Regions from separate parts of the Homo sapiens genome. Here region 2 is linked to region 1. Evidence: chromatin loops called from intact Hi-C (ENCODE). Cell type or tissue: PC-3. All regions are shown on one strand. Links, peaks and the distances in the headings refer to the core of each region. The heading gives the core; the rest is flanking DNA.

Region 1 (12,813 bases), core at 2,574-10,573:
CTTTGTCCTAGAGGCACAAAGCTTCAGATGTTATAAATAACCTCACATAGATTTTTTGGATCAATTTTAGGAAAGGAAAAAAAAAGAAACTTCCAAAACTGTTAAACTACTGACTTCTTTTCTTTGGTTTTCAGGTGCTAACAGATGAACGATAAATCTATTTTAAAACACTTTTTTTGACTTCTACATATTCTCATTGATAGCAATAGGTGTTAAGTTGCATGCACAGTAAACATAGAACACAGGGAGGGCTAAATAAATCTAAATACATGGCGGCACTATCTCGATGGCTTGTTGTATCATACATTGGTGGTAAATACTTCCTTCTCTCAATGTCTTTTGGTCTCTGAGTCTGAACTTCTTGTTCAGCCTTCCATTATAAAGCTGAAGAGACTTTTATTATTGCTCCTTCTGAAAGAATACACATTTTGAATTTGGTGAGGTCACCAGAATACTGATATAAAATTTTCTGATCTCTGTGAATCAGAAGCTGATTGTTAAAAATTCGACTGTCATTAGACTTGGAGAATATGACTAATATCCTATAGTGATGTTTAAGAAATGTGTGACTTTTTATGACATCAGTTTCAAAAAATATTTTATATCTTGTTTATTTTTCACAATATATTTGTGAAGGCCTACTGTAACTTATGATTTCCTGGAAATTGTTGGGTTGAGTGTCATGAGAACTTTGAATTGCAATTATTAATGAAGCTATTTTCTCCTAATATTTGTAGTATGCCAAATGAGTCAAAATTTTTAGCTTGTCTAAATCTATTCAAAAGATGTCAGTCAAAACCAAGTAGCCGATTCAGCTCAGAGGGTTTATTTTCATCATTACAGGAGTTAGTTACAAGAGAAAAATGGATAACTCTGCATATGTATAGATTTTTAGTATACCATAGTTTCTGAACCTATAAGCAGAAAACAAACTAAAAGAATGTTTCAAGAGACCTATCATGCAGCTTAATAGTGAGGTAGTCAAGCTAAGACTGAAATACCCATGCACCAAATTATGCACCATTTACTAAGAGGAGCTTTTGTAATGCTTCAGTATGTTTACTTATGTGTTGAAGACAAATAGGGCAAGTGGTTAGCTAGTTATTCAGAGAAAAATTACTATCTAATATGCCTGGCCACTGGAGAAAATAGTAGATGGAGATTATGGTCAGTAATCCTAGCAGAATACACCAGCCAGGTCTCATAGACTCATTTCGATATATAGGCCCCTAAAGGAAAACTTCATCAAACAATATATATTTTATTTATTTTGAAATATGGATATCTCTAACTGATCTAGGAGAGGAACTCCTGACATGGTGATGAAAAGGTAGCCGGGCTCAGCATGGCCGACGTGCCAAGGCAGAGATGCCTCTGAAAGCAATAAAAAATAGAATCCCTTCTTGGTTCTTTTCATCTCCCCTTTGTGTTAAGTCTATTTGATTTTGCTATCAGTGTGGCTTATAATTTTCTGAGTGCAATGAAAAATAATTCTGTGAATCTGTATTCAATATCTAAAGGAGTTTTCAAACCAACAAGAGTAAAGGATATTTTCCCTTCTCTCCTTTTTTAATTGTATGAAAGATATGCACAGACTGTTTAGAATGACTGTAAGGAGTGATGTGTGCAAAGAAAAATCCCTGTCAAGTGCTCTGTACTTTGCTATTTGCCCATGGCAATGGACAGTCCAGAGATAAAGGGGGGGAAAAAAGCCTAAAACCCATCAATCCCAGAAATCTCTTGGTAAGCAGTAACCGAGGGCAAAATAACATGCAGCTGGCTGATAGAAAGTGAGGCTACCCTGCAAATTTAGGGTCCAATTCTCTTGGCCCCTCTCTAGTTAAAAACCAAACAATTTTTTTTTCATGTAGCTTCCAATTGCAGAGCCTGTTGAAAACTCATTATCTTCAAATAGGATTACATTCCGTTAATATGAGAACATGCATATTACAATATCTGGTAAAAATCAAAAGTTCCAATTTGCTCACTACATGTAAATCCAATTCAAAATATTTCCATAACATATATCTGCTGGATGTTACACTATTTGTATGTCACTCTGGAATGGATTAACTCCATGACAGGCTAGGCTCAGTTTTTCTGCATTTGGTGTTTTTAAACAGTTTATATTTGTTATCATATCAAAGACAGGCTTGCAGTTTTCAAAAGGAAGAAGAGAACACAGCGCCCAAGGCTCCTCCAGCATTACATTTCTTATTCCATTTTATCTTTCTTGGTTTTGACTAATGTCAGTAACAGCTACTGGTAATAAACTGCTTGTTACAGCCTGCTGTTGCCTTGAAGCCTGGCTTTGATACATTGTCAGCCAATCGGAAGCATTTCCTGATTACATTTCCAAATTGCTTGTTTATTGATCGAGAGTTAATAAAGCAAAAGACAACTTTACGGCTTAAATTAAATGAAAGTTTCCTTTGATGTTCAAATTATCCAATCAACCAACAGGCAGTGAAATGTAAGCATTTGAAAGTTTTATCTGAAAAGAAAAAAAAAGTATGAGATAAATGGATCTTAGTGTAGACACGGTAGCTAAGTGCTAATGAAAAATATGTGCAACTTAGCATACTGCAATTTCATTTATTTCTCAGGCAAAGGAAATGATGTTGTTATTCAGTCCACCCCACTCCTCAAACCTGAAGAAGGAAAAGTACTTCTAGGATGTCTTTCATTTGGCTTACAACAATTTCTTAAACTGGAACCATTTTAGTAAATAAAATGAAGTATACATTAACTTCATGGATTTACTGAAGTTCTAATATTTGGAAATGGTAACACAGCTTAGATGCTATCTTTGGAATGTCACAGTGTAGATGTTTGGGTGACATAAATGGTCAGTTAAGCTATTTGAAAGAAATTGACTTCTGAAATTTTTAGCAGCTTTTCACATCCCCTTTCCAGTGAGAAGGTAATCTTTTATCAACACAGGGGGAAATCAGACATTTCTGACAAAGAAGAAAATAAACAAATATTTTAAAGGTTTGCCTATGTCAGGACACATAGGAGACAAGCACTTTGTCATAGGTGACCCATAAACAGAATATCTGGTTAGAGAGGAGGGAGAGGGTTACTTAAGACCTTGGACAAAGTCAGAAAGAAACAGTTTTTATTATTATTGTGCTATAAGGTTAAGTAAAAGGAAACAAAATTGTGTAAACAGCATAATAACAAATCTGTGGGAGAAAAAAGAAAGTTGCATGAAAAGTATATGGAGAAATATAGTAAAATATTAACAGAGGCTATTTTGGGGAGATATTAAGGGTATTTTTCTCTTCTTACTTTCTACATTTGGTTTTTTTTTTTGAGACAGTATCTTGCTCTATCACCCAGGCTGGAGTGCAGTGTCACTATCATGGCTCACTGAAGCCTTGACCCCGCAGGCTCAAGCAATCCTCCCACCTCAGCCTGCCAAGTAGCTGGGGTACAGACGTACCCCATGCCTGGCTAACTTTTTGTAGAAACAGGGTCTTCCTATGTTCCCCAGGCCCATGTACTAAACTTTTGAAAATAAATATTCGTTACACTTAAAATGGAAAAAAACAAAAAACAAAAAACAAAAAAACAGCTATTAGTTTAAAATCAAAGTTAACAAAAAAATAATGACATTTTCTTTCCTTTTTTTTTTTTTTTTTTTTTTTTGAGACCAAGACTTGCTCTTTCACCAGGCTGGAGTGCAGTGGCGCGATCTTGGCTCACTGAAACCTGGGCCTCCCGGGTTCAAGCAATTCTCCTGCCTCAGCCTCCTGAGTAGCTGGGACTACAGGCATGCGCCACCACACCCAGCTAATTTTTGTATTTTTAGTAGAGACGGGGTTTCACCATGTTGGCCAGGATGGTCTCAATCTCTTGACCTCGTGATCCACCCGTCTTGGCCTCCCAAAGTGCTGGGATTACAGGCATGAGCCACCGCAGGGGACATTTTCTTTTCCTTTTCTTTTTTTTTTTTTTGAGATGGAGTCTCGTTCTGTCACCAGGCTGGAGTGCAGTGGCACGATCTTGGCTCACTGCAACCTCCGCTTCCTGGGTTCAAGCGATTCTCCTGCCTCAGCCTCCCGAGTAGCTGGGACTACAGGCACGCACCACTACGCCCAGCTAATTTTTGTATTTTTAGTAGAGACGTGGTTTCATCATGTTGGCTAGGATGGTCTCAATCTCTTGACCTTGTGATCCGCCCGCCCCAGCCTCCCAAAGTGCTGGGATTACAGACGTGAGCCACCGCACCCAGCCCCCGAAATAATGATATTTTCCTAGCTGCTTCTTGGATAGTAAAATTGCAGAAAGTTTATTCTCAGGTTAGGACTTTTGGGAAGCCTTGACTATTACCTAGATAGCTGAAATTATACGCCCACTACTTGAACTTCTTGCATGTATTGCATCTTTTATCTTTTTTTCTCACCAAAGACAATTATTCAGACCATGTTATATTTCCAGATTGGACAAGGAATGTGCATTGGTTGCAAAGAGAATGTGACCAGCTACCACTCTTTGATTAGCCTCCTTCTGCAGCCTAGTCATTGGCCACCAGCAGCTAAGGTGATCTTTTCAAGGTGCAAATCTGATCACAGCTTCTCTGCTTTCAACCTTTCATTGGCATCAGCCCACAAGGCCCTGCAAAATTTGCTTCCTGCCTACCTCTTAGCTGCATCTCATCATGGGCTCTCTGGCCCCTCAGCTCCAGCCACAAGGGCTTCTTTTGGGTCCTCTAATTATATGAACTTCCTCCTGTCAAGTTTTTGCCTTTAGCATTTCTCTCAAGAATTTCTTCCTCAAAGAAGCCCTCTTTGACTTTCAGTTCTCTGTCATTTGAGTTTTTTGTCATCAGAGTTATTTGTCATTTGCTGTCATCAAATTTTTTTCTTCCCTAGCACTGGCACTACGTAACTTACGTATCTGCTTAACACAATGCCTGGCACAAACTGAGCACTAAATTAATAGGTGTTAAAGGACTAAAGAAATGATAAATGAGAGAAAAGATGAACTAGTCACCTAGTGCTCAGATTTAGTCTATATTGCTGCAGATGTTTTCCTGAAATATCTAGATGAATTCACAGGAAAAGCTTTCATTCATTCATTTTAATTTTCTTGAGCATTTGTTCTGCATATGGTACATTTCAGCATCACAGGAAATGAGATGAATTGGACATGGACTTTGTTCTAAGAGTTCTTAATATAAATCAGCATTTCCCTTTTTCAAGGTTAATTGCTGTTTGGTCAAAGCATGAATGGACGCTTGAAAGTGGAACTGTGCTAACATTTCAATAATTATATTTATACCACCACACACCAAATTTTAGGCCAAATCCAGGGAGTATTTCTCATTCTTTGTGCCACTTACTTCCCAACTTCTCATCCTCAGAAAACGTTTAACAAACCCTGTCAACTTACCTCCAAAATATATTTTGAATCCATCTATTGAATCCATCTGATTCCCCTGCAACGACTCAGGCAAGGCGACTTTCCTTCTTGTGTCTCTACTGGCCTCCCTGCTTCCTCTTGGCTCCCCTATGTTCTGTTTGCCACAAGACAGCCAGAGAGGTCTTTTAAAGGCATGATTCAGTTTATGCCACTTGCCCGCTTATTGTTTAAATGTCTTCCCCCTGCACTTAAAATCAAATGCAAACTGTCTCTCTGAGCAGCCATGCCCTTCCTTAATTGCCTTGCCTAATACTGTGAAAAAATATCATCCCTGCTGTAGACAATTACTGCCAGCCACAACCCATGCTTATGCCTGTGCCAGGGTGTTCCTCTACACCCTGAATGCTTCCCCACATCATTTCATGGGTAGCTGCTTCTTTTCATTCAGGTCAGAACTCACAGTCCAGCTCTTCAGAGGGCCTTCTCTAAAGTAGCCACTTTGCAGGTTCTCATTAACATATCACCCTTTTGGATTTCCTTCAGAGCACTTATCACTATCTGAAAATATCCAGTTTATTTAGAAATAAATTCTGCTCCCCTCATCTCCCACTGGAACTTTATGAGGACTGGATCTTGGCCAGCTTATTTGCTCATGCAACCCAGTGACTAAACAGTGCCTGGTACAGGGTGTGTGCTCAATAAATATTTGTTGAATGAATGAATGAGAAAGTGAATGAATAGACAGGCTTCACTTCATGGAAATGGTGAGCAGGTGCTTCTTGGCTGGGGCTTGATCTTCAGTTGTAACAATGGCGCTTCTTCTAAATGAATCCCATCTTGCCATTAAGCCCCACTACAAGTCCCTCCAGCTCCATGAAACCTTTCCCAATAACCCAGTACACCCTCATCCCTTTTTCTGAATCATTACATATAATTTTATTGTATTACCCAGGTTACTTTTGAGAGTGAAAGTAGGCACTATTATTATTTGTGCAGAGCCAACAGGCATAAACTAGAAAGTGTCCTGGAAAAACTGGGATGTATGGTCACCCTATCTATATGCCACTTCCTCATTCCTTAATTTATATAAACTTTGACTGCAGTTTTTCAGAGGTATGCAATCTTTTCCCTTATTAGAACTTAAATACTTAGTCATATTTAATTGCACTTAGCACACAACTGAGCTCCCAAGAGTTGCTAATGAAATGCTTATTGTTACTCTGTTCAGTCGGTATCAAACACCTCTTTTTCTCTGTGCTGCTTATTATCGAATTCACTTCTTTGAGGGAAATTGTTTTAAAAGGGAGTGGTTCTTTTATGCATCAAACTGGGTCTGATGTCTAAGCAGGTATTTTCTCATTCTTGTAAACGCAGGAAGAAACTCTAGGCTGTAAGTTGCCTGTAAACTTTTGTATATGGTTCTTACTGCACTGCCAGTACATTATACTTCATTTGGCTGGAATACTGTCCTCCCCATCTACTCCCTCCCCATCTTCCTCTGACTAATTTCCATAAGCTCCTCAGACCTCAGCTTCAATTGTCCCTTCCTCCTCAACATGTGGTTAAGTGTCACTACCCAGAGCTCCACAGTACACACTGTACTGCCCCACTGGGCCATATCACACTCGGTTATATGGAAACTGTCTGTTTCCTTTCTGCCTCCCCATGGGATGGAGGTAAGTTCTTTAAGAGAAATTACCCTGTCTCTTTAATTCACCTTTCTGTCCCTTAGGCTTAGTACAATGCCTGTCTCATAATACATTTAAAAAACTTGTTGAATAAATAAATGAATGAAGACATTTGCCTATGTTTGGTTACTGGTGCAATAAGAGGAAAATGGATCTGAATATTATTTTATCAGATAATTTCACATAGCAAAAGATTATTTTTAAAAATACCTTAGTCCAAGCTTTGAGCTAATTATCCAGTTCAGCAACTGCAACTGTGACTCTAGTCAATGGACCTCATGCACATAAGCCAAGTCTTTTCAGAAAATGTAGTGCTAAGGATTTATTACTATTTTTTACTATTGGTTGAAAAGAAACTCTCCACCATGTCCATTTAACTACCCAAGTTGTAACGTTAATAACGTTAAAGTGGCAGGACTGCAGTTAAAGTAGACCTGTAGGAATTTATTCATAAACTGTTTTTTTTTTTTTTTTTTGGTGTGTTGTAGCAGGTAGTTGTAGTAATTTGGCTATCTGATACTCCATAAAACATTATTTTAAGATGAATCTAGATATAAGGCCAGTCACTCTCACTTCTTAATCATGCGTAAAGAAATACAGTGATAAAAATTTATTTGGTAGTACTTTGAAAAACAATCAAATTTTTAAAAAGTGAAAATACCTCTGAAGATCTTGCTAATACTTTCAAAAAGCAAAATCTCATAGGAAATGAGTTAATGTGTTAGAATTTGAATTTTTCTATACATTTCTTCTATGATTTTGGAAACTTTTAAGAGCATTTTGTAATAAAAGAATAGTCCTAGCTATTAGATAATATATATTGAATGATTTTAACTTCTCTGTTTTTATAATGGATCTGAAAAGCTGATACTGGGCTTACTAAAAATCAGGCAGACCCAAAGTAAGTGTCATATCCTTCAGTCTCTATACAGTATAGTAACAAGAATCATTATGATTTCTTCTAGTAAGAGCTAACACTTTTAGAGAAATTGTATGCCAGGCACTTTTGTAATTGTTTTTACACGTTTTGACTATTTTAAGCCACAGCCAACCACATAGGGTAAGTAATATTATGACCATACAAAGATATCAAATCACAAAGAAATTAAATAACTTTGCCAAGATAAATTGTAGAAGTGAGGTTAATATCCAGGCAGTCTGACTCCAGAATCCATGTTCTTAATGACTTCACAAGTATACAGAATCTGATCATGTGCACTTTACCCTTTTGTATGAAAACCTAATTCCTGGTTTTATCTTGTCTAGTCTATACTCTTATTTTCCCTTCTTAATGATGTCATCACCAAAGGAGAGGAAGAGAGACGGAAAAGAAGAGGAGACAGTTTGGTCGTAATGTGTATATTTCAGCATCCCATATTGTATTTTTTAGAGATCCAGACAGTATATAAATATGTAAAAACTTAGATAAACAGGTTTCCAGGATCCACCTGTGTCTCTCTGAGTTTGGTTCACAGAAGAATGAGTAGAAGAATTCAGCTAAAAAAATGGTACCACGAAAAGGGTGGAGAACACCAGAACGAAAGTGAATGAGACTTGTCAGTATGTTATGCACATTTCAAGACCAGGAAGACCTTTGGGTTAGATCAATTGAATTTTAAAAGCTGTAGCTAGACTGAAGAGGAGAGAATTGGCTAGCTAGGGTGTGTGGGTCCATCTCCTCCTCCTTGGGCCACCTGAAAGTTGATGTGATTGGCTATGCAGGCTCTTTTGTGGTTCCATACGAAATTTAAAGTACTTTTTTTCTAATTCTGTGAAGAAAGTCAATGGTAGCTTGATGGGAATAGCATTGAATCTGTAAATTGCTTTGGGCGGTATGGCCATTTTCACAATAATGATTCGTCCTATCCACGAGCATGGATTTTTTTTCCATTTGTTTGTGTCCTCCCTTATTTCCTTGAGCAGTGGTTTGTAGCTCTCCTTGAAAAGGCCCTTCATGTTCCTTTTAAGTTGTATTCCTAGGTATTTGATTCTCTTTGCAGCAATTGTGAATTGGATTTCACTGATGATTTGGCTCTCTGCTTGTCTATTATTGGTGTATAGGAATGCTTGTGATTTTTGCACATTGATTTTGTATCCTGAAACTTAGTTGAAGTTGCTTATCAGCTTAAGGAGTTTTTGGGCTGAGATGATGGGGTTGTCTAAATATACAATCACGTCATCTGCAAACGGAGACAATTTGACTTCCTCTCTTCCTGTTTGAATACACTTTATTTTTTTTTCTTGCCAGAACTTCCAGTAATATGTTGAATAGGAGTGATGAGATAGGGCATCCTTGTCTTGTGCCAGTTTTCAAACAGAATGCTACCAGGTACCAAAACAGATATGTAGACCAATGTAACCAAACAGAGACCTCAGAAATAACACCACACATCTACAACCACCTGATCTTCAACACACCTGACAAAAATAAGTAACGGGAAAAGGATTCCCTATTTAATAAGTGGTGCTGTGAAAACTGGCTAGCCATATGCAGAAAACAGAAACTGGACCCCTTCCTTACACCTTTTACAAAAATTAACTCGAGATGGTTTAAAGACTTAAATGTAAAACCCAAAACCATAAAAACCCTAGAAGAAAACCTAGGCAATACCATTCAGGACGTAGGCAAAGACTTCATGATGAAAACACCAAAAGCAACTGCAATAAAAGCCAAAATTGACAAATGGAATCTAATTAAACAAAAGAGCTTCTGCACAGCAAAATAAACTATCTTCAGAGTGAACAGGCAACCTACAGAATGGGAGAAAAATTTTGCAATATACCTACCTGACAAAGGGCTAGTATCCAGAATCTACAAGGAACTTAAACAAATTTACAAGAAAAAAAAACAAACAACCCCATCAAAATGTGGGCAAAGTATATAAACAGACACTTCTCAAAAGAAGACATTTATGTGGCCAACAAACATGTCAAAAAAGCTCATCATTACGGGTCATTAGAGAAATGCAAATTAAAACCACAATGAGATATCATTTCATGCCAGTTAGAATGGTGATTATTAAAAAGTCAGGAAACAACAGATGCTGGTGAGACTGTGGAGAAATAGAAATGCTTTTACACTGTTGTTGGGAGTGTAAATTAGTTCAACCATCGTGGAAGACAGTGTGGCAATTCCTCAAGGATCTAGAACCAGAAATACCATTTGGCCCAGCAATCCCATTACTGGGTATATACCCAAAGGATTATAAGTCATTCTCCTATAAAGACACATGATCACCTATGTTTATTGCAGCACTATTTACGATAGCAAAGACTGTGGAACCAACTCAAATGCCCATTAGTGATAGACTGGATAAAGAAAATGTGGCACATATACACCATGGATTACTATGCAGCCATAAAAAAAGAATGAGTTCGTGTCCTTTGCAGGGACATAGATGACACTGGAAGCCATTATTCTCAGCAAACTAACACAGGAACAGAAATCCAAACACCACATGTTCTCACTCATGAGTGGCAGTTGAACAATCAGAACACATGGACATAGGGAGGGGAACATCATGCACTGGGACCTGTCGGGGGGTGGGGGGCAAAGGGAGGGAGAGCATTAGGACAAATACCTAATGCATGTGGGGCTTAAAACCTAGATGATGGGTTGATAGGTGCAGCAAACCACCATGGCACATGTATACTTATGTAACAAACCTGCCTGTTCTGCACATGTATCCCAAACTTAAAGTAAAATAGAAAAAAAAAAATGAAAGACTCCACTTAAACTCATCAGGAAATGAGCTGGGCACAGTGACTCATATCTGTAGTCCAGTCAGTTTGGGCAGCTGAGGCAGGAGGACCACTGGAGCCCAGGAGTTTGAGACCAGCTTGGGCAACATAGGGAGACCCTGTCTCTACAAAACACTAAAAGTTTAGCTGACAGGGGTGGCGCTTTCCAGCTACTCTGGAGGTGGAGGTGGGAGGGTTGCTTGAGCCTGGGAGTTCAAGGCAGCAGTGAGCCATGATTGTGCCACTGCATTCCAGCTGGGTGACAGAGAGAGAGATCCTGTCTCAAAATGAAAATAAAAGTAAAGTAATCAGGGAATGAAAGCACCATTCCCTCTTGCTTTCTGCCCTTGTCTTTCTCCCTGCCCTTTCACCTTTGTAAAGTGGTGGCAGTAGTTTAAGCCAATAGATCACCTATAGGGCCTGGGCCATTGTGTTATCTTCTCTATGAAATGTTCTTTCCCTTCATTCATCACCTGCCATCAAGCCTGGGTGTTCTTTCTCCAGTGCACCGCCATATTGGAGAGGGCCTGCACTTTATTGTTTATCTGGCCAGGGGGCCAGGCTTCTTACTGCCTCTGTCACTTCTTAGATCCCGAAGTGAACTCAGCAAATTCTCCGAGCCTTGGTTTCCTCAGGCCATGCTCCTGCCTCAGCCTCCCGAGTAGCTGGGACTACAGGCACCTGCCACCACGACCAGCTAATTTTTTGTATTTTTAGTAGAGACTGGGTTTCACTGTTTTAGCCAGGAGCAATTTATTTTCTAGAACTGTGTCACATGGACACCTTGAGCTGCAAGAGAGGCTGAGGAAGTGAGCACCTGGTCAGAGGATGGGATTACCTTGATAGATTTCTACCAATCAAAATTCAGGGCATAGAGCTGGGCATGATGCCACCTGAAAGACACTTGGTGTTCTTTGAGCAAGGCAGGTGACCAACTGAGTCGCTCTACATAAGCAGCTGAGACTAACACAGTTGGAATGCAAAACAGACATCATTTCATAAATGATCAAAAGGAAGTTTGAGACTTGCTCAAATTTGTATAGAGAGGTACAAGATGAGGCTCCAACCCCAAATCCCTTGGTCTACAACACTGGTGATTTTCCCACTGAGTGCCTCAGAGTTTCTACAAAATTTGTATCAGAATATTATTTTAAACATGTGTTTAAAAATGTGGTTAAAAATATGGTACTCATGTAATTTTCTCATAAATTGGAATTTGACAAAATGCAATCCCTAGTATAAAACTGTGTTAGTCTGTGCTGTCAGTTGGCTTGGTTTTTGCTGTTGTTGCTTTTCCAACTTGAAGAAAAGAGTCTCCTGCCATCTCTATTGAATCATGAAGTCTCCTGGGATTGCTAGGAAGGATATTAAAAATGATTCATAACCGTTTATCCATATTAATTTGGATTTTCTCAATACCAGACAACCACTACAAAATAATCAATTGGGTGTTGACAGTGATATAAGACTGCAGCAGCTCCAAGCAAATTTGAAATAATCTCTAATTTGAAATTGTCATGTGTATCTGAACAGCTGCATTATTCTAACTGACTGACTTAATATCTCTGTGGGCCCTGCTACCTCTCCAGCCGCACGCGCTGGCTCTCGCTGCCCCAGAAGCCTCTGCTGAACGGTGAGAACACCTTTTTTGCCTCAGGAATTTTTGTACATGCTATTCCCTCTAGCAAACATTCCTCCTTTAGATAGATTCAGCTCATTCTTGATATCCCAGTTAAAAGGTAATTCCTTCTCTGACCTCTCAGATTAGGCTAGTGCCCTGGGTTTCACACTCCCTTTTGTACACTGGAGATTTTATAATTATTTCATCCATTGCTGTCATTCCATCTGAGCTAAAGACTGTCTAAGGGCAGCAATCATGGATGCCCCCCTCACTATAGCCCTCAGCTTCTAGTACCATGGAAAGCCCATGAAAGTAATCAATTATGTTTGAAGAAATAAATGTAACATGAAAAAATAAATTTGGATTTAGATGTAATATTGGCAAAGAGTAGAT
Region 2 (12,813 bases), core at 1,977-9,976, 60 kb after region 1:
CTTGGCCCCACTTACTCATCTCCAGTTGGGCTTCTGATCATTTTGACAGGCAAAACCCTCGCCTCTCTTCTTTCTTTGGGGCACTTACCCCATCAGTCTTTTTTTTTTTTTTCCAGATAATTTCAACCTGTCCATTTTTTGACTCTGCCTTGGCATCTAGCTACCATCTCTCTCTCCTTTTCTTATCATTTAACCATCAAGTTCATAAATAGAATGAGTTATATTCTAATTGTAGCTTCATATTTACCTCTCACTGTATGCCCTTCAGACTTTTTGCCACCACATCAACACAACTGCTTTGTCAAAGGCCTTCAAGGCACTGTCCCCTCCAGCCCCTAACTCCTCACTTGGAAGTATTACTTGACTTCTCTGTGGCATTTGATACTGGGAACCGGCTCTTCAAGTAGTTAATTACTCCACTGCAGTCTCCTTTACCTATCTCATCCTCTGGGTGTGCTTTAAATCTTTGATTTAATTGTCTGTTTTTATCCGCATGCTGATGATTCCTGGAACTCTATTTCCAGCTCAGATATCTCTCCTGAGTTCCTGACTTGCGTTCAATTGCTTGTAAGTTATTGCCATCTGGATCTCCCAATAATAATTAAAAATCAAGATGTCCACATTTTTACTCACTACCTATCTTCTATTTCTCTCATATTCATTATCTTGCTTGTAACTAACACATCACCTACCCCATCACTCATGGCAGAAACTAAGGCCACCTGGACTTTCCCCTTTGCCACCCACTCTCCACCCTCCCCTACCTCTCAATATTAAACATGCATTCTTTTTTTTCTTCACCAGCCGCTTCCACTGTTATTGATTTTCTTCAGCCATTTTTATTTCTCACTGGAACTGTTGCAATACACTCCTGAAAAAGAGGAGTAGTCTAGAATCAAGAAAACAAATTTGAGAAGAGAAATAATTTAAAGCAGAATATAAATTATAAGTTGAATCTGAACTTTTTATTGTTAATCTCACTGTCTCTAAAACTGGCAAGTTTTGATTTAAAATATTTACTTTGTTCTTTCCATTCATGTACTCTTGCCTACTTTATGAAACTTCTGGGCCTTTTCAGTTTAACCTGTGGTTCAACACACTGAAGACTTCTCCTATATCTAAGGGCCTAGGACTGTTCCTTGCATTGTAAAAAGGTCTTAGATTGTCTTTTCTGGATCTCTGATTAGCTTTTGGGTTTTTGTAAAATTTAATTATTTATTTATTTTTGGTAACCGCAAATAGATATTAAAAGAGAAAGATTATGGGTGACTATAATCTTTCTAATGGTGTTCTCTAATGACTGTCTTTCCCCTAATTAGGAATTTCTTTTCTGACTCCTTTGTGGCTCAGCTTTTTTTCTTTGCACATTTTCCCCAGTGAATACAGTGCAAAATTTTCTCATTTAACAAAAAATTCTGAAGTACTTCAGTAACTTAAAAATATAATATCTAAGATGGATTGTTCTCCTGTCAGAGAATAGTATCTATTTTCAAGGAACGGTATGACATGATAGATAAAAAGACAGATTTTATTAAGTTGACTGCATTTAAATCTTGATTCTGATACTTGTATGTATTTACTTGAGCAATTACTTTTCTCCCTCTGAGCCTCCATTTTCTTATTTGTAAGGTAGCATAATGGTAGGTTCTATCTTGTAGGGTGCTTATTGGGATTAAATTAGTTAATTTGGTGAAGTATAGTGCTTGTAACAAAATAAGTTGCACTAAAAAACTGCATACATAATGAAACAGTAGAAACAGTTTTCTTTTTTTCTTTTTTGACACAGACTCTTGCTCTGTCACCCAGGCTGGAGTGCAGTGGTATGATCATGGCTCACTGAAACCTTGACCTCCTGGGCTCAAGCCATTCTCTCACCTCAGCCTCCTGAGTAGCTGGGAATACAGGCACACGCTACCATGCCAGGCTAAAAATTTTTAATTTTTTTAGAGATGGGATTTCACCATGTTGCCCTGGCTGATCTCGAATTCCTAGGCTCAAGCGATCTTCCTGCCTCAGCCTCTCAAAATGTTGGGATTACAGGCATGAGTCACCATGACCGGCCTAGAAACAAAGTTTTCAAATACGGATATAAAATAATTTATATGCTAATATGGAATAAATTCATAATTCTACCCAAAAGTCCACATATTTTAATTTTCCTACTTAGTAATGTTGGCTTACATTTCAATTTACCACCTGCTCACTGATTGTTGTTAGATGAAAGGTAATGCTACAACACTTGTTATTTACAGACTCTTCTCCCAGGCATCCCCATGGCTCCTTGTCCCTTGCTTCCTTCAGGTCTCTGCTCCAGCGGCATCTTAGCACAGAGACTTTTCCTCCATCTCTCCTGTACATATTCCTGGTTTATTTTTCTTATCACTGTACCATCCCCTCTCACAACATATACATTTAATGTCTGGCATCCACATCTAAAACATTTATTCCATTAGACAGTGTCTCTTACGTTCACTGCTGTATCCCTAGGCCCTAAAACAGTGCCTGGCACATAGAAATGATCCACTAAATATTTGTTGAATTAACTTTACCTAATTTGATCCTAGCAAAGCTCAGTGAGTTCTGGAAGGCAGATGTCATTTCCCTGTTTTTACATAAATGGGTAAAAACTAATCTGACAAGGGGCTAATATCCAGAATCTACAAAGAACTTAAAGAAATTTACAAGAAAAAAACAACCCCATTAAAAAGTGGGCGAAGGATATGAAAAGACATTTCTCTAAAGAAGACATTTATGCATCCAACACACTTTTGAAAAAATGCTCACCATCACTGGTCATTAGAGAAATGCAAATCAAAACCACAATGAAATACCACCTCACACCATTTAGAATGGTAATCATTAAAAAGTCAGGAAACAACAGATGCTGGAGAGGATGTGGAGAAATAGAAACACTTTTACACTGTTGGTGGGAGTGTAAATTAGTTCAACCATTGTGGAAGACAGTGTGCCAATTCCTCAAGGATCTAGAACTAGAAATACCACTTGATCCAGCAATCCTATTACTGGGTATATACCCAAAGGATTATGAATCATTCTACTATAAAGACACATGTACATGTATGTTTATTGCGGCACTGTTCACAATAGCAAAGTCTTGGAACCATCCCAAATGCCCATCAACGATAGACTGGATAAAGAAAATGTGGCACATTTGCACCATGGAGTACTATACAGCCATAAAAAAGGTGAGTTCATGTCCTTTGCAGGGACATGGATAAAACTGGAAACCATCATTCTCAGCAAAGTAACACAGGAAGAGAAAACCAAACACCGCATGTTCTCACTCGTAAGTGGAGTTGAACGATGAGAACACATGGGCACAGGGAGGGGGAACATCACACACCGGGGCCTGTTGGGAGTTGGGGGCTCGGGGAGGGATAGCACTGGGAGAAATACCTAATGTAAATGATGAGTTGATGGTTGCAGCAAACCAACATGGCACATGTACACCTATGTAACAAACCTGCACATTGTGCACATGTACCCCAGAACTTAAAGTATAATAAAAAAGCAATTTTTTGTTTGTTTGTTTGTTTGTTTTTTGAGACTGAGTTTCACTCTTGTTGCCCAGACTGTAGTGCAATGGTGGGATCTCGGCTCCCTGCAACCTCTGCCTCCCGGGTTCAAGTGATTCTCCTGCCCCAGCCTCCCGAGTAGCTGAGATCACAGGTATGTGCCACCACACGTGGTTAATTTTCTATTTTGTTTTTAGTAGAGGTTGGGTTTCTCCATGTTTGTCAGGCTGGTCTCGAACTTCTGACCTCAGGGGATCCACCTGCTTCGGCCTCCCAAATTGCTGGGATTACAGAAATGAGCCACCGCACCTGGCCGAGGAATGGTTTTTAACTTGTGGTTCATAGATAAAATAAAAGTAGTCCTTGAACTTACATCAGGAAAAAATTACCCTTCATTTTTGCTAACCCCCAACTGAAATTTAGCATTTACTTACTTAATGAACGTAAGCAATAAATAGCAATAATAGTATAGGTATCTATAATTTTGTCAACAGATATATTTTTATATCACATTACAGTTGCAGATATCTCAAAATATTGTTTACCTTCATTATAGTTCAAAATTATGGTATTTATGGGACCCATATCTTGATAATGATATTTAATATAATAATAAACACATTTATTACTACATTAGAAAAAATAATAATTGGATTCTTCAACATTCTGTATTATTTTATGCCATTAAAAACCTTATTCTGAGGAAGCATCTATAACTTTCACCAGATTGGCAAACGACTCCACAGCACACAGAATAAACCAAGAAACCTTAGAGTTCTTAGAGTTCAGGAAGGTGAGATGATTTGTTCAAGTTCATATAACTGGTAAGTGGCAGTGGTAGAACCAGAATCCAAGTCAGGCCTCCTTATATAGCCTTGTTGCTCTTCATGGCCAAATTTAAGGAAGAAGGAGATATACACACACACACACACACACACACACACGATAGTAGAAATGGTGTTTCCCGTAGTTGTGTAGCATGATGGCCTTGACCAATACCCATGTTTATCTTTTTTTTCTACATACCTGCTGCATAAATCTCGAAATACCCATCCACACAGAAAGAATAGTAACTACTCCACAACTACCCCCATCACACTAGTATGTGAGTCAGTAAGCATTGCTCACCCTAGCCACATGGGTTGAGTCATGACAGAATATGAGGATTAAAAAATTATCACACTTGGTGAAAGCATCTGTCTCTCTGGATGAAAGTTATAGCTCTTGGTTGCAATTTCTTAACTGTTTGGGTCACTGAAGATTTCATGGTCCATGCTCTTGTTGATGTCCTGTCCAAATTTCCTGGGTGTAATTAATTTCTGTTGATCTCTGTTCCCGCAGTTGTTTCACTTAGATACAACATTCTTAATTTAGGCTTCTAAATTATTTTATGACATTTATTTGCATAGTTAAACAGTTGGCATGCTTCAGTGTAGATTTCTATTTTAGCATGTAGACAGTTTTGAAAATATGAACTCTTATTTGCTACAACTCTTGTAGGAAACTACAACAGTTGAGTCCATAATAATGTTTATACATTATTATATACTCAACCAATATAAATATTATATATAACAGTATATAATAATATACTCAACTGTTGTAGGAAATGCACGAGTTCATATTTTCTAAAAGTACTCTACATGTAGAAAAGCAAATTAATAACTAGGGGACAGTTACAAAATACTAAGTAAACATATGTATGCTCACATATGTGCATATATTTATTTCTGAATACTAAATGATAAAACTGAGGCTTGGACCTGAACTATTCAATTCCAAGATATAATACCTGCATCACCCTTCAGCACACATATATGATGGCATAAGCACTAAGCCATATATAAATAGATGTGTGTGTGAGAAGGTGGGAAAGAACAAGCTTGCACATCAGAAAATGATTTAAAAGATTATCTTAATTATAACTGTGAATGCATATTTTCCCCTAACAGTAATGCATTCACTTATTCTTTGAAGAACGTTTCAGCATAGAAGGGCTAGACCCTTTGGTAGACAAACGACTAGCAAATCTGCCCACGGCCTCTGTCTATAATCACAACAGTCTGATTTTAAAAGGGAAAACTCTTTCACTATATAGCTAACAGAAATAGAAAAGCTAAAGGAGCCAGTTGGACATCTGGCCAGGCAAGGACAGATACTATTCCTGGCATATAGTATAAAGGGTGTCTTGAGAGGATGAGTCTTCTAATGACTTGGCATAAATGAAGTTCCTTGGCCTATTTCCAGCTTTTTCCTTGCACAACCTCAGCATGTGTTTGTGCATTCCTGGTGTTAAAGTCAGCCTTTCCTTCTAGGGTACCGCCCTTTTCCTACCTTACAGACTAATATAGCTCACTAAAAGGCACCAAAACAGTTGGTTGGCTGCAACTATACCTGTTACACAGTAGATATTTCTCCCTTTGTACCTCTTAACTGCCATTCTTTCCATATGCCATTTCTTCAGCCGGGAGTAATTCCTGTAGATCATTACATAGTTGCTCTTCCCTCCTCTTCCAGCCTCCTGTCCTGGGTTTGCTTTTAGCCAAGGAAACCCTAAATAGGATAGGGAATCATTCTCTGCATGTTTTGATATCCTTTTCATTCACTCCAGCCATCCCCACTCCCAGGTTAGAGGGCTGACTCAGCCATCCCCACCTATATGTCAGCACACTCTCACGGAGTGTTCTTCATGTGTAAGTTATGGTGACACCTCAAATTCCCTCAGCTCTCTGTCCTCAGGGCACTTACAATTTAATTAGGTAGATAGCACACATGTTCACAAAAAGTTAGCTAGCAACACCACAAGATCATTTCAAATAAATATGAAAAGAGTGGTGGCGGCTGGCCGCGGTGGCTCACTCCTGTAATCCCAGCACTTTGGGAGGCCGAGGCGGGTGGATCACTAGAGGTCAGGAGTTCGAGACCAGCCTGGCCAACGTGGTGAAACCCTGTCTCTACTAAACAAAAATTAGCCAGGCATGGTGGTGGGCGCCTGTAATCCCAGCTACTGCGGGGGCCGAGGGAGGAGAATCACTTAAACTCAGGAGGTGGAGGTTGCAAAAAGCCGAGAAGATTGTGCCACTCCGCTCATGCCTGGGCAACAGTGCGACTCCGTCTCAAAAAAAAAAAAAAAAAAAAAAGTGGTGGCAAAAATAGATGCCACATGAGTTGAAAGGATCACTGTGAGTTGGAGTTAATTGGGAAGTAGTCATGAAAAATTTGAAATTATTTGCAGCTAGAAATTCTAGGTCTACATAGGATAGAATAACCCCACCAGTATTAAAAGACACTAAACATATCTAATAATGACACAAATATAGAGACTGTGTTTATAAGGGTATTAAGATGTCACTAAACATTAAAAAAATGAATATCATCAGCTATTGAAGAACCCTTTTATTTGGGAAGAGGAAAGTTATGTTTGTTTAGAACTGGACTACCTTTGTCTCAGAAGCCTTTCCTTGGCTAGAAACTGCCACTTCAGGATACACTCTGTGTGTTGTTCTGTACTCAGGAACTTTTACCCTATACATACTGTCAGCTTCAAAGATGAGGAAGATGTAAACTAAGAGAATGTTAAAAATAGTCTTCATAAGAATGTCTTCTCTGTCTAATGCCTTAGGTTTGCTGAGTTTGCCTTTTTTTCTTATAAGGAAAGGAGAAGCAAAGAAGTAGAGAAAAGGAGAAAAAATGAACTTTTAAGTAGGTGGTGAGAAAAACCACACCGATAAAAATTATAAACAATACTGCATGGTCTCTTACGGAATGGGCTCTTTGAATACCCAGTGAGGCATGTTTACCAGAAGAAGAAAGATCGAGTTGGCTGGCGCCTCTTAAATGTGCATACTCAAGAGTTCGGGACACACATATGCTTTTGTGTGTGTTTTCTCACAGGACACTTTCAGCCGCCAATCTTTTTCTAATCTCACTTGTCTTTTCAAATTGAGGAAGGTATGGGATTTCTGTAGAGGACATAGATATGTAAAGGTCCATTAGGAAGTTATCTGATATTTAAATGCAAAAAAATGCAATTAAAGTCCTACTACCCTTTTTATAGTTTGTTTTCTTTATTTGAAGCAGTCAGGAATTAAAAACAACTGAAACCATTTTTTAAAACCTTTCAAGAAGTTCATTCTTGGATTAAGCCCAAACATACAGTCAGTAAGCCAAAAATGGACTATTTTCACAAAGAGTTGAGTGATGGAAAGCAGAAGCTGTCATGGAAAGTGTTATGTGAATATTCTCATTAAATTAAAAAAAAAGTTGGCTCTGGGCTGGAAGTAGTCATTTCTTTACCTTTTAAAAACTCTAGCAAATTATTTCCCTTTGGAGGATGATCATTTGAGCTAATTTGCCTGCATTCCAAATATTATGGGCCTTGTGACAGTACACATTTTTTTTTTTTTTTAACAAGTTTCTCCCTTGGTCTGTGGGCAGATTCTGGGCATGTCTCAATAAAAAGTCAAGGCTGTTCAAATTCTGAATGTAGTGACTGTCTCATTGATTTTGATTGACAGGATTTTGTACTGCATAATTTACTTAGTAATGTAAATTGTGAATATAGTTCATATATGCTTCCTTTAGCTCCCACTAAAATATTGTAGTAAGATATATTTTAACATGGACTATCCACACATTATTTTAACAATTTTTGAAAACTATAAAGCAGAGGTTCTGAAAGTGTAGATTCTCAGCTAGCAGCTGCAGCCTCACCTGGGAACTTGTTAGCAATGCAAATTCTCAGTCCCCATCACAGGTTTACCTAATCAGAATCTCTGAGAGTGGTGCCCAGCAATTTGTGGTTTAACAAGCTATCCGGGTGACTTGGATGAGCTAAACTTTGAACACCAATGCTATAGAGTGTAAGAGTTGCAGGTACAATGGACCCAAAGTAGAAATATTTGCTACTCTAAAAAGAAGCCCAAAAATCTTAATTTTTTTATTCTTCAAATCTGTTAGAACACAATTTTATAACATGCCATCCTATAACATAATGGACTTAGCCTTTGTTTATGCATTCAACATAATCTAAGTAGTTACAGATTTCTTAATGCTCGTCATCTGAAATATTTAATATAGAGATGACTCTGATATGCCATATATTAGTAATCTTCCAGATGATAATTTTGGATGCAATGAAATCCAGAGAAAAATTTAGTTCTGCCCGTAAAGCTCTAAGAAGATCCCTGTTAACTTTAGCATTTGAGAAATATTCCAAAAGTGAAGATTAGTAGTAATATCACAATGATTGAAAATTACGGGATTATTTAACACTTGAAAATAGTCTTCATTCTGTCATTCACAATTCTCTTCACATAACTTAGAGAAAAGTATCTGAGAAATACTATCAGATAATATTTATATTCTGACTAAAATAAATATATACAAAGCCCTTACAATCATTATTGACACATGTCATTTTATTATGCTGAAACTCCAATTTTCTTGGCAAACTTCCTTTTATCTCTGTTACCAAAAGGAAGACAAAGGCAAGTTGTATTGCACAATATAAAGTTTTAGCTAAAGAGATGGATAATATAAACTCCAAACCCGGTTCTGCCGTTGACAGTGTGTAAATGTGAACAAGGTACTTAGCTGCTCTGGGCCTCTGTTGTCTCAGTTATAAAATGAACAGGTTGGATTAGATCTCCAAATCCTGCTTCAATTAGCTGTTATAGTATAACAAACAATTATAAACATAATGGCTTAAAGCAGTAATAATTTATTATTTCTCAATTTATTACTTCTACAAGTAATGTGGATGGTTCTGCACCTTGGGTTAGGCTTGGGCAATGTCAGCAGGACTAACTGTAATAAGATAGCAGGGTGGCTGGAAGCTGACCAGTCTTGGATAGGCTCCATGTGGTCTCCCATCCTGCATAGCCTGGGCTTTTCTCATGCTCATGGTAGGGTTCCAAGAGAACAAGTAGAAGCATGCAGTCTCTGAAAGCAGAACAGGCATAACAATATGGCTGCCACATTCCGTTGGCCAAAACAAGTCACAAGCCAAATTTAAAAGGTGGGGAAACAAGACTCCACCTTTGATGGGAGGCACTGCAAAGTCACATTGCAAGAGGTATAGCTACAGGAAGAATTGGGCTGCTCTGGCAATCAATCAACCCTTCTAACTTAAAATACTGTGAAATAGCAGGAAATATGTTCAATATAATTTTACCGAATGCTCAGTATGGAGCGTTCCAGGAATACAGGGATATTTAGGAAAATTAAAGAAGCAGAAAGGATGTAACATATTTGTGAAAATAGAATACTCACTATGGTGTGTTTCAGGTATACAGAGATATTTAGGAAAATGGAAGATGCAGAAAGGATATAACGTATTTGTGAAAACTGAAGTAAGCATGTTTTAAGCAAGGCTTCTCTTTAATTATTGTCTGAGTTTCACATAAAGTCTGCTTCATCAACTGGATAAATATTTGACTGCTGTTCAGTAAATTGCATTAGTTTACTTTAACTGTATGCTCAGCCTTATTCAGGCATCCTACATTAGGCAATGTAGTGTGTAATGCATCTCTGCAGGTGACCAGAGCTATTCTCCGTATGAGGTAAATTAAAACTCATATTTTAAAAATTAAACATTCTTGCACTTCATGATTTCAATATTTAATTATAACCTGTGTCAAGGCCTAATCTCTGACTGAGTCAGGCATGAAATTAATCAAAAAAAGAGGCAAAAGCTTAGCAATTCTTCTACACTGTAAAAATAATGTGGTTTCTTTAGTCACACAGTGATGTTCCTGATATTCCTATCCATTTTATGAGGAAGACTCTGATATGCAGTAAGTTAGTAGGTATATGATGACAGTGACCTGTTCAGAAAAAATCAGTAAGATGAAAGAATATTTATTAATTTTAGTAGGAAACAAAACCTCTTTTTTTAAAAAAAGATTAAATGATTAATTATTGACCTTATTGAAAGAGCTAATAGGATATAAAGTTAATGTATTAATATCTTGTGTGGAACAAAAATGAAATATATCCAATAGTATATTTGTTATAACTGTCATGTTTGTTCCCATTTATACTTTATATCAGTTTTTCAAAAACTGCTTGTATGAAAGGATTAACACATTTTTCCAAGGAAGGCGTGCTTACAAAAATAATAAAATACATTATTGCAAGTTTTATTCCTACAAGAATTTGCATAGATTATAGGATTATATTGATCAAAAGAGGAAAGTACCACATTAGAGAAGGGAAATAAATGTATCAAGGTTAGTTAGTAGAATTAGATAGCATTAAGCCAGTGATTTCACAGCAACATGTACAAGTTACCAAGTCATTGTGATGAAATAGGGAAGTTAAGGGAGATGATCACATTATTTTCCTCATCAGAAGAGCAAGGTAAACTGAAATACTATTAAAGTTTGACAACATGGAGCAGAAAACATAATTGAGCCTTGTTGGTTTAATTCTTCCCATGGTTAAATGAGTTGATTACTTATGCAATGAAAATGAAAAAGTCACAGGTAAATTAAATAAATAGTAAGCAGACCTGGAGGAATACGTATCTTCATTTGGTCTACCTTGAGGAAGTCTGGGATCAGTTTACAGAGTAGGCAGAGAAAATGAACATGAAGGGATGAACTTGTATCTAAACAGGTTGTTCTGACCCTGTGAGCTCTGGAGCACCTTGGATTTTGCAGTTCTAATGCTTGTCCCACTAGTTTTTGTTGTAGTATTCTGAAGCATTGGCTCTACTTGTAACACAAATAAATAAAAAATAATAATAAAGCTATATCAGTCCATTCTCACACTGCTATAAAAATACTACCTGAGACTGGGTAATTTATAAAGGAAAGAGGTTTAATCGACTCACTGTTACGCATGACTAGGGAGGTGTCAGGAAACTTACAATCATGGTGAAAGGCAAAGGAGAAGCAAGCACCTCCTTCACTAGGTGGCAGGAGAGAGAGAGCGCAGGGGAAACTGTCACTTTTAAACCATCAGATCTCGTGAGAACTCCCTCACTATCACAAGAACAGCATGGTGAAAACCACCCCCATGATCCAATCACCTCCCACCACGTCCTTCCCTTGACATGTGGGGATTACAATTCAAGATGAGATTTGGGTGGAGACACAGAGCCAAACCACATCAAAAGCCTAACATATATAACTAGACTAAAAATGAAATAAAGTTCTTCAAGGTTTGGAAAGAGATTAGAAGCACAAGCAGTGAATAAAGCTGACACCACAGGCCTGCTGAGTTAGAAGTGGGCAGTGGCAGCCTGGAAGTACATGGATTGGCAGTCCATATGAGATGAGGTCTTAAGCCAGGCTTTCTGTTGGCTGAGGTGAGGCTCTTCTGCATTTGAAAGGAGCTCAAGAAAACTGTTGCCATTATCTTCCTGGGGCTTCACCTTACGGAATGTCACACATACAGGGTTGAAAGAGGAGGGGCCATGGGGTGAAACATTCCTATATGCTCATGTCTAGAAAATGAACTCAGTTGTTTCATAGCTTGGTGGCTGGATCTGTTATAGTTACTGCTTCTTAACAAGGAAATAGTCACAAATTTCCACTGTAAACCCAATTGTGAACTGAGGATGAGGTGAAGAAAGACTAGGAGAAATTACAAAATTCCTACTCTGGATAGGGTGAAGAAAGATGGAGAGAGAAAGAGAAAGAGAAGGAGAAAGAGAGAGAGAGAGAGAGAGAAAATCAAACTAAATCCAACCAATTTTTTTCCATTCAAATCAACCAAAATAAAATTACAAAACAGACAAAGAAAGCTACACTAAAAAAGAATAAAACAAACACAGCTGGGTGTAGTGGTTCACACCTGTAATCCCAGCACTTTGGGAGGCCGAGGTGGGCGGATCACCTGAGGTCAGGAGTTCAAGACCAGCCTGGCCAACATGGTGAAACCCTATCTCTACTAAAAATACAAAAAACTAGCTGGGGGTGGTGGCAGGCGCCTGTAATCCCAGCTACTGGGGAGACTGAAACAGGAGAATTGCTTGAACCTGGGAGGTGGAGGTTGCAGTGAGCCGAGATCGTGTCATTGCACTCCAGCCTGGGCAACAAGAGTGAAACTCCATCAAAAAAAAAAAAAAAAAAAAAAATTGAAGCACAAATTCACTTCATATAAAGAGAATATAATGAAAAATCTCAAAGTCTTTTTAAGTTGATTATATAGGCAGTGGCCAAAGAAACAAAAGAAGGTTTAATACTATATAAACAGTAGTAGAAGTTAAGAAAGGGAAACAAATAGAAATGAAACAGAAACAGATACTTATGAGAAAAATAAATCTTGG

Evidence for each region. A loop is a pair of places that touch in the nucleus more often than their neighbours do. Peaks named below come from ENCODE experiments on the same cell type or tissue, not always from the same donor. Only the 100,000 strongest peaks of a DNase experiment are listed, where the experiment ranks them.
Region 2: a loop joins it to region 1, with 7 times the contacts of the local background. A loop is called at or near these places in 3 of 110 quality-filtered maps.

The regions. Positions count from the first base shown.
Region 1 is chr7:114,753,818-114,766,630 of GRCh38, forward strand. No RefSeq gene overlaps it. Among named protein-coding and RNA genes, the nearest start is that of MIR3666, 110 kb to the left of the region's middle. In PC-3, for the core only: no CTCF peak of the experiment used is centred there; DNase peaks (open chromatin) are centred at 6,054 and 6,894; H3K4me3 peaks cover 1,123 bases; H3K27ac peaks cover 2,338 bases.
Region 2 is chr7:114,814,036-114,826,848 of GRCh38, forward strand. No RefSeq gene overlaps it. Among named protein-coding and RNA genes, the nearest start is that of MDFIC, 100 kb to the right of the region's middle. RefSeq lists enhancers at 9,223-9,755, 9,707-10,372, 11,251-12,090. In PC-3, for the core only: no CTCF peak of the experiment used is centred there; DNase peaks (open chromatin) are centred at 4,636 and 5,786; H3K27ac peaks cover 2,780 bases.